2 separate regions of the Homo sapiens genome follow, and region 2 is linked to region 1. The links are chromatin loops, found by intact Hi-C in ENCODE. Cell type or tissue: dorsolateral prefrontal cortex. All regions are shown on one strand.

The links. Peaks named below come from ENCODE experiments on the same cell type or tissue, not always from the same donor. Only the 100,000 strongest peaks of a DNase experiment are listed, where the experiment ranks them.
Region 2: it touches region 1 in a loop (3-fold over the local background); 3 of 110 quality-filtered maps call a loop at or near these places.

What each region holds. Positions count from the first base shown.
Region 1 is chr7:22,108,524-22,113,523 of GRCh38, reverse strand. No RefSeq gene overlaps it. Among named protein-coding and RNA genes, the nearest start is that of CDCA7L, 170 kb to the right of the region's middle. In dorsolateral prefrontal cortex, CTCF peaks have their summits at 2,868 and 3,069 (motif pointing left); DNase peaks (open chromatin) are centred at 268, 2,454, 3,063 and 3,633; H3K4me3 peaks cover 1,143 bases; H3K27ac peaks cover 5,000 bases.
Region 2 is chr7:22,191,604-22,196,603 of GRCh38, reverse strand. It overlaps RAPGEF5 (Rap guanine nucleotide exchange factor 5), which reads left to right. Exons shown (of 26, transcript NM_012294.5): 10 at 2,571-2,689; 11 at 3,149-3,237. Among named protein-coding and RNA genes, the nearest start is that of RAPGEF5, 160 kb to the left of the region's middle. In dorsolateral prefrontal cortex, no CTCF peak of the experiment used is centred here; DNase peaks (open chromatin) are centred at 1,763 and 2,763; H3K4me3 peaks cover 4,401 bases; H3K27ac peaks cover 5,000 bases.

The DNA of each region.
Region 1 (5,000 bases):
TATCTTCCTATAGCTTGCCAAGTTGGGATAATACTCCTGTTAGTATTCATGCTATTATTATTCCTGTGTTTGGAGGCAAAAATGCTGACTAGACCTTGGGCCACAACTTCTCTGAGGACTGGGCAAAGCGCTCTTGCTAGATGCCACCCCATTCCTTTCCCTGCTGGCCCTCTGCAGGGACTCCAGGCCAGGAATCCCTGAACAGCAGCTCCCCTTCCAAACCTTGAGCTGCTGGTTTGCCACATGCAAGCGTCATCATTTCTGACAAGGGCCTGAAAACAGCAGGCTGTTCACTGTGCTCTGTGGTGTGCTCTGTGCTTGGAGGAAATCTCTGCTTTCATTTAGAACGCAGTCTGCAAGCTAAAGGGCAGAGCCTGCACTCTGAGGCCTGGGTTGAGATGAAGTCCCCATTGTAAAAGCAGGAGAGGCCAAAAAAGGGATGGTTCACCCTGGGCCCCATGTTATACTTGCATGGTGTTTTTCTTCCTTAAATCAACCAATAGCTGACCCCCTCACCCACCTCTCTCTACCTGGTAATATTAGCTCATTCACATTAGTCTACAGTGGCCCTCATCAGCTCCATCTTCTATCCTATGTACTGATCATCTACTGTATGCCAGGTACTATTCTAGGTGATGGAAAAACAACTATGAACAAAGACCCCCCCTACTTTTTTTTTTTTTTTTTTTGAGTCAGAGTCTCACTCTGTGGCTCAGGCTGGAGTGCAATGGCGCCATCTTGGCTCACTGCAACCTCCGCCTCCTGGGTTCAAGCAATTCTTCTGCCTCAGCCCCCCGAGCAGCTGGAACTACAGGCACCTGCCACCATGCCTGGCTAATTTTTGTATTTTGAGTAGAGATGGAGTTTCACCATATTGGCCAGACTGGTCTCTTGGCCAGGCTGGTCTCAAACTCCTGACCTCGTGATCTGCCCACCTCGGCCTCCCGAAGTGCTGGGATTACAAGCGTGAGCCACTGCGCCTGGCAAAGACCTCTTCTTCATGGACCTTTGATCCAAGGAAAAAGGCCATAAACAGAACAGGTAAGTAACATGTAGCAGACACATTAGATGGTAATAAGGTTCTCAAGAGCAAAAAAGCTAAGGCAGGGAAGGGCATTAGGGAGTGCCAGGCTCCCTAACTGGGTGGGATCTTAAGTAGGGTACCTAGGGAAGTTCTTTGTTATGAGTTTACATGTGTCTCCCTAGAATTTAATATTTAAAGTCCTAATCTCTGATACCTCAGAATATTACCTTTTTTGAGATAGGGTCTTCACAGAGGTAATCAACTGAAAATGAGGTTTTAGGGTGAGCCTGAATCCAATGTCACTGGTGTTCTCCTAACAGGGAAATTTGGAGACAGACACAGGCAGGGAGAACACCCATGTGAGCATGAAGGTGGCCACTCATGCTGGGGGTGGGGGATGGAGGGGAGTACCTGGAGCAGACCTTTCCTTCACAGCCCTCAAAAGCAACAGACCCTGCGAGCACCTTGATCTCAGACTTTCAGCCTTCAAAACTGTGAAGCAATACATTTCTGTTGTTTGAGCCACCCAGCCTGTGGTATTTTGTTACAGTAGCCCCGAGAAACTCATGTAGCTTTGCTGGGAAGACCTGAAGGAAGTGAGGGACCCACCCATGCAAATCCCTGGGGGAAAAGCATTCTGGGCAGAGGGAACATCAAGTGCAAAGGTGTCGAGTGTGCCCCTTGGAGTTCAGCAACCAGCGAGGATCCTGGTGCAGCTGGAGCCAGTCAGGAAAGGAAGAGAAGCAGAGGAGGTCAGAGATAACTGGGGCCAGATCACATGGAGCCTTGATGTTTACCTTAAGTCAGATGAGAAACCACTGGAAGATTTTAAGCAGAGAAGGACATGACCACTCTGGCTACTGAATTTCAGACCAAATAGGGGCAAAGGTGGAAGTAGGGAAATCCGTGAGCTTATTGCAATAATACAAGCAAATACCATGGTGACTTCCACCAGGTGGTGGCATGGGGTGATATGACATAGAGTCATTCTGGATATATTTAGGAAGATACATCTGATATGGTTTGCTGATAAATTAGATATGGAGAAAGAGAAAGTTAAGAGTTAACCACAAGATTTTTGGTTTGACCAGCTGAAATCATGGAATTGCAACTAATTGCAATGAAAAAGACCTTGGAGATGGCAGGTTTGAAGGAGAATAGCAGGAACTCAGTTCGGGACATATTTGGTTTGAGATGTCCACTAGATAGACATGGATTGGAACTAACAATAATCTCTTTGTACCAAGTCTGACTTGTGTGCTTGATTTAGGGGACTTTCTACATCATCCACATCTGGGATTTCACCAGTCAAAGCCATTCTATGAGCTGGGGTGTTGTGCTGGATGAATACTTGCTCAATAATGATGCTTCAAACCTCCAGGTCCAAGCTCCAAGCATTGTCAGCACAGCCATGTGGAGCAACTTCGATGCACAGAACCTCTTCAAGTCCAACCAAATAGACACCACCCACTTGGGCAACAAGCCATCTCAGAGGGCAACCACCTCATGGGGCTCTCGACACTCTTCCCCTAGCAACCATACTTCAACTTTGACTTCACGGTTTGTTTAGTGCTGCCTTCTCATTCGGGCCTTCCTTTCCAGAAGAAATGTAGAAATATGAATTACACTTCTGTCATTAGAGATTCCAGAGGCTTCAATTAGGCAAGCTGAAATAAAATCTGTCTAAAAGACACGTAGTAATAGGCCTTTGAAACAAGCTTCGAGGTGGTCCCAGACATTCAGTTCCAATTTCACATTGCATAGCCAGAAACAAACTTGTACCTCAATGGGAAAGAACTTTTCAGACAGTCCATTATTTTTTTATGTTACCTTCTTTTGTCATCAAAAAATGATCTGGATCTCTTCTCTCCTCCTCACTTAAGTAACTTTTCTTCATGTCCTGGGTCATGCCCCAGGAATTTTTATCTACAAAGTGCTCAGCCTGGTGCACAATGCACATTCGCTGCTTAATAAATATTTGTTGCCTGAGATGCGTGCTGCTGGCATGACCAAAATGTGAGACGTTAGCGACATCTGCTGGGGATATGGTGATGGTGTGCAGAATTTAAGTCAGAAATGCATGTTTTTGAAGGGCTGAGTTAAATCAAATGCCACAATGGGGCACTGTTGGAAGCTTATGTCTACAGTGATGAGGCCATGGCTTTGCAGCTCTTCCTTACCAGGATGTGGTCCAGTGGGTTATTGTTCTCCTACAATATAATGCAGCCTTGTTTTTTTAAAAATACAGAAATCAAGAAGATGGAAAAGGAGCTGAACTGGGGAAAGCTGAGGTTTGCACAGGTCTGTTGGCTCCTAAGAAAATGAAGAAAGTGAGGGCAGGGAAAGGATGGAGAAGCAGGTCTCCAGTCTTCCCCCACTCCGACCGCTGGCCCTCAGGAGAAAGTGCAAGTGCCCAAAAGCAACTTCCCAGCCACTGTCCTTCCCCAGCCTCACCTCTGGCTTCTGCTCCCTGTTCCTGCCCCACACCCCAGGGGACACATTCCTCAGGTCCACTCCAGCCCAGCTAAAACGTTCAGGCACTCACCTCCAGACCTTTGAGCTTATTTGTTCAACAGCCAAGTAGCGAGTGGGGACTTGGGAACACTAGGAGGCGCTGTGCTAAACATGGGTGTACATTCCAGAGCCAGTCCAGGGAGTGTGGTTCCGGAACGGGTGGAGCTTCTGGTGTAGTGGATGTGGACTTTCTGGCCTGGAGCTCCTCTCTCCTCCTCACATAAGTAACTCTTCTTCATGCCCCAGGTCTCAGCACCCCCAGGAAACCTGCACTGGCCCCTCTAGCCTACACCAGATTCCCCCCAACCAAGCACCCTCGTAACACCTGGGTTTACCCCTCTCCAACCAAGTCAGAGCCTCTGAACTAGTTGGCCTGCTCCTCACCTCCCAATACACTAGATGTCCCCTCAAGCACCGGTTGCCTTCTTTACATTTATGTATCAGTGTTGATCACAAAACCAGAACAAGGTAGGTACTTCTGTGGTCCTGGAAGAGCTATGGTAACTGTCATAGACCCAGGAAAGACGCCGTTTACTACGCAGAGGTGCTGCGGTGAGTGACAGGAGACTCAGCAGCATTGTCATATCACAGAGCAAACCCTGCCTGCTGGGCTTCCAGGCCATGTGAAGGTAGAGATAACCGATGACCTGCTTGATTGAATGTGGAGCCCATGGGGCTGGTAGGGGTGCCAGGGCTTCAGATCTCTTCCAGTGTTCTGGGGTCTGCCTGTCCCAGGAGCTGGCAGCAATTCCAACACATTCCTGAGCACTTATTGCTAAGGTGAATCCAAGTTCACGTTCCCAGAACGGGTTCCGAGTCAACCACGCCAGAGGTCTGCGCCAGCTGCACTTGGTCTAGGAGGCCTGGGACCACCGTCAGCCCATTCTTCCTTGAGGCTCCGGAACAGCGTGGGACATTAGCTGAGCTGTGCTCAGAAGCAACTCTCTCGCTGATTAGGGCTGCCGAGAGTCCCATCGTCTGCTCACCTGTCAATCAATCAAGCCTCTTCACTGCCATCCTGACCATCCTGTCAGGGCTGATCACCTTGGCTGCTCACAGAACCCATGAGGACTGAGAATTTCCCAGATCCTCACAATGACTGAGCAGCCCTGCTTCCCTGGACCTTTATAAGCATCTGGAACATGCCCAGGTGTGCCAGGTGTGGCCTCCATGGCCTGCCAGAGGAGGGGGCAGGGGGAGTGCAAAGACTGAATCAGACAAAGACTAAGCTTTGCTTCTGCCCCTTCTTCACCCTTTTTTCCCATGCAAGAGTCTCAAAGGCAGATCCAGAAGGAAAAGTCAGCAACATTCCACCATTCGATTCCTTTTCTTGGCCCCAGTGTGTGCCCTGGGGCCCTTTCGTTCTTTGGCCTGGGTAGAGTGTGTGGCCACACGCTGCTGAAAAGGTCAGGGTCAAGATGCTGGGAGCTGCCAGTGGCGCTAGAGGAACCCATGTTTTCCA
Region 2 (5,000 bases), 83 kb before region 1:
CAGTTATACTTATGTTGTCATGGAGCCTATTAACTTGTCAGTTAAGAGCAGGGTACTTGCCTCACTCATTTTCACTTGCCGCTTGGTGTCCAGAACAGTGCCTTACGCAAAGGGAGCAAGCCCTCACTATTTGTTGAATGAATGTCAATTAAGTGTTTTAATACTTTACCTGCATTTCATGAACTATTTGTCATTGAATATATTTTCTGTTATTAATTCTCTTAATACTTTTAATCTTAACCAATCAAGCACAAGAATAAAATTTCATACCCAGAACCTCAACTATGGTACTTCTGTTCCTTCTCAGGATGAGAAATTAGTTAAGCATGCAGGGGTCAGGAAACATTAATTTACCTTTCCTTCTTGAGAGCCAGATGTAATTCGTAGGATTATTACATTTTTATGGCAATTTTAGATAACATATTTCCCTTTGTACATTAATTTTTCTGCTTTTTCTCTTCTTTATTTTTAATAGGTCTTCAAAATGGAAAACTATCACAATGACATAGATGCTATTGATAGTACATCAATATGATTCAGCTCTTCCCCTGCCTGGCAGAGTGTGGCTGCTGTGTGCACAGCCATGTAATACATATTAGTTACACAGGCATTAGAGAAGCCCTTCCCATCCATATGTATGTGCATGGCCTGTGGAAGTTAATAATGCCATATATCACATGCACATAGAATGTAAAACGTACTTCAGAATGACAGCAAGCTCATATAAAATGAGTATTGGCGCATGATTAAAGGAAACCAGGGAAAGATTTTTGTCCTTTCAGAGAACAGAATTATTTGTTTGTTCTGTGTGTCTCAGCATCCCAGACCCTCATTCTGCCTTTTTGTTTTTTTGTTTTTTGTTTTTCGTTTTTTGGGGGGTTTTTTTGGTCAATATATGCACTTCTCTCCAGCCACCTTATTTCACTTCAGCCACATAGATAACAAAGGAACCCCTTTGGAGAAATGAAAGATAGCAATTACACATTGGTATTCATGTTACGGGAGTCCCACTGTCGTCCTCAGGGAGTTTCACAATGAATATCCAGCATTAATTGCCACAGTAACTGCACGCGTCTGACCTTGCTGAAATGTAATACATCGGTTTTACATAGTGAAATTATTTACCACTAAAAGATTAAAAAAGAATGATCATAAAATTATATTGCTGTTTAGAATGACAAATATTTTTCGTTTTTAAGAAAATCCTGGAGGACTTAAATTATTAGCTTATTGCATTTTCTTAGGAATCAGAATACCAGGAGGTAAAGTCACAATTGTTATCAGTGATTTGGCTGGCAATTAGGGCAAGATTAGTGCCTTCCTCTTCTTATGAAAGGTGAATCAAATACATTGACATCCCTGATTAGCCTGTAGAACCAATTAATAAGGCACAATGGATATTTTTTTCTCTGTTGGGGGTGGGGATATCCTCTTTCATGTTTGTACCTGACCGTAGGTAGGTAGGATTTTCTGTAAGTAGGGGAAACGTGCTAGGAGCCCTAAGCACATAGTGCCTTTTTTAAAGAGGTGACATCATCTTTAAGGTGAAACCTACTTACTGTCAACTTTTCTTCCTTTAATCTTTTGCTCCAATCCTCAGAAATAGGGAAGCTAGATTTTCGGACATGCATCTTATAGTTCCTTTCTCCCGGGCTACCGTACGCTTACTGGGTATTGCACATCAGGAGAATTTCACACTAAACACTCTGGAAGTGTTCATGGCTCCGAGTTGGAGGCCACCCTGCTGGGTCAGCAGCAAGCTGTCCTCTGTGACAGAGCCACGTCAGCGGGCCACACTCACTCTGGGCTGTGGAAGCTGTGTGTGCAGAAATGAATCTGTGTGTTCAGCCATCTCTCCTTTTTAAAAAGGGACTGAGGTGAAGAAAGTCTGTGCAGTCATCCATGGCATCCGAATTTCAGCCTAGATGAGATTCTAACTAGAGATCCATTTTTGCTTATATTCTGGCAAAACTAGTACATTATAAATTTGAAGGCCATCTCAAGTCTGAAAAAAAAATTGAATTGAATGATGGAGTGGGTAGTTTTTTTTTTCTTGCCGCCTTTTAAAGTAAGGGTGTAAAGTAAATGAATATATGTATTGATTGCAACTACTGAATAGGGCTTACTCATTGTCTTAATGTTTCAATAATGTATATTTTGTATGATTCAACTTTAATAGAGTGTTTAATAAACATCTACCAGGTAAAAGAGAATATAGTATACATGCAATTAGTATGTTGTGCTTTTTGAAACTTTGAACTTTGTAGTCCCTAAATTGTTTAGGTAGTTTTAAAAATAAACTCTGAATTCCACCTCCACTTTGTTTTCTATTTCCTTTAAAGTATTTATGTCTGTCTAATGTTTTAAGTTTTCATAGCACTTGAGCCTGGATACTTTAATATTAGAGGGAGATTTTTGACCAGACTCCTAATTTATTCTCAATCTTTGAAGAGATGATACTGTAAAGCAACTCTAGAAAATACAGCTTGAGTTAGCTCCATTTTCCCCCCACTTTTAATTTTCTCTCTCTTTTTCCTTCTCTCATCCATCATCCCTGTCCACAATTAAAGCAAGATGATGAAGTGACGACTGTTCAGGTTAAAGAGCAAGACCAGAGCGTCCTGGTGCTGAAGAAAGTGCAGTGCTGTGGCCCAGCCCCCACAGCTGGGAGTGCGGAGAGCCATTGGAGGTGAGAGTTTCCCTGCAGCCACAGAGGCACGCGCTCCCGTTTCCTTTTCCCTGCCTGCCTTCCCTTCCCTTGCTCCATCTCACTCGCTCTCTGCCTCCTCTACCCTCCCTCCCTCTCTTTTCTCTCCGCCTCTCCAGCGTTCTAGCTGACTGCAGAGCTCTTAGCAGCCAGATGGACTCAGTTCCCAGTGAAAGGACAGGGATGGCAAGATCTTTTAGCATTTAGGGGATGCCTTTGTTAGTAACCGTTCACAATGGGCAGCTCCCGGCTGAGGGTCTTTGACCCTCATTTGGAGAGGAAAGATTCCGCCGCGGCGCTCTCAGACCGAGAGCTGCCCTTGCCTACCTTCGATGTGCCTTATTTCAAATACATCGACGAGGAGGATGAGGACGATGAATGGAGCAGCCGCTCGCAGTCTTCCACCGAGGATGACTCAGTGGACTCTCTGCTCTCTGACAGATATGTGGTGGTGTCCGGGACCCCGGAGAAGATTTTGGAGCACCTTTTGAATGACTTGCACCTGGAAGAAGTCCAGGACAAAGAAACAGGTAAGGCTCTGAGTAGCTCATGCTTCCAGACTGATAGCAGCTGATGCCCTTGTCAGTACCCTCAGGGGCAAGGTTCCCACTGTTAGCTGAAACCGGGGTGGGGAGAAATAGCATATGCTTTGTGCGACTCGTCCCTTGCCTTGTGCTGATTTGTTTAAATCCAATAAATGGACACATGTAGATCCCAAGCAGCTCCCTGGGAAGTAGCTGTACAAAGAAAATGATATGAAGGCAGCTGTTCTTGTTTCTTTGGCAATTTTTCCCAAATCTCACCTAAAGGCAGTTGGCAAGAGACCAACATTCAATAGCCCATGTTCAATGGAAAGAAATACAAGGAGGAGGAGGGTTAGCAGGCGTTCACCTGGCATGTAGGCAGTGCTGAGCTGGGGGCAGCAGCCTCCGTGCTGAAATGTCAACAATTAATGCAACTACTCAGCAGCTACATGCTTAGTGGCAACTTCTGCCTTTTTCCAAGTGGTTTACAAACTGCCTGGTCAGAACAAGCCCCGAGGTGCAGACTATGATACTCACAGCTTTTCAGAGCAGAAACTGTAATGCACTAAAGCCTTATCGATCAGACTTCTTGTATTTTAAATTTAATCTGAGAGTAAAACACTCATTTTGCTTTTTCACCCATACACTTTTGGAAACACTACTGTTCCACTTACAAAATGACTTACCTGTAACTTCCTTTATCTCAGAAGGGAGAGTACTTGCTTCTCTTAACCAGAATTTGTAATTTGTTCCATGCTGGAGCAGTTATTCCAATGAATAGGCCTCTGACTGTAGCCTGCATTTTGCAACTTGATCCCTTAACTAAAATGCACTGTTTGCTCCTACCATAGCACCTGTGAGACCCACAGTTTCCTTAGGTTTTTACCATGCAAGAAGGATTGTGAAATGACAGCTTAGGTGGGAACAAGAATTTCCTTGTGTCCCTGGAGTTTTGTCTGAACATAGGTGATGTCTGGGTCTATTTTGCATTCTAAAGGACAATAAGAGAAACAAGTATGTGTGAAATACATAAGTGGGCAAAAAAACAGTATCAAAATGACCTAATCATGTATCCTACAGTAAAGTTATTGTGTAATTTTAAAATTCAGATAGATACCTTATTTTGCATATGTTTGAAGACAAAATCAGTAGTTGTCATTTATATGCACTAAATAAACAGCTAAAAGAAAAACATATTCTCTTGGCATTTGCTAGGTTGATTTTGTATGTCTGTAGATTAATATTTTGTGCATTTGAGCACTATTCCCATGTTCTGCTTCATCAAATGTAATCATCATGGAAGGTGGGTCTAATTTTCAGTCTACTGATTACCAGACTGCTTTACACAGGTGTTTTGAACTAGAATACAGACAAATTATCTGTCATGGAAAAGACACTTTAGTAGAGGTTTAGAAAGATTGAATACTTCCTTCTTCTTAATAACACTACAGTTCTATAGTGCAAGACTTTGTGTCTGGGTCACATTAGTAAGCAGGGAAATTATTATAACCTGCCCAGGCCTAGCTTCATTTCATTTTCTTTTTAATTGTCATTAGTTTGTGTTCTCTTTACTTTTGAGAAAATGGCTCAGGTGCTCACAGGTTCCCACTACTTAACACTGAGAATGACAAATCACCCTTATTATTGTTGCTAATGTCAGAATTTGCCTGCTATTGGGAAATATAGTGGTTTGCATCCTGTCTAGTGACTTATTCTTGCTTTCTTCTCAGTTATACCAACCCCTGGGATCACATGTGTCACTTCTGCCA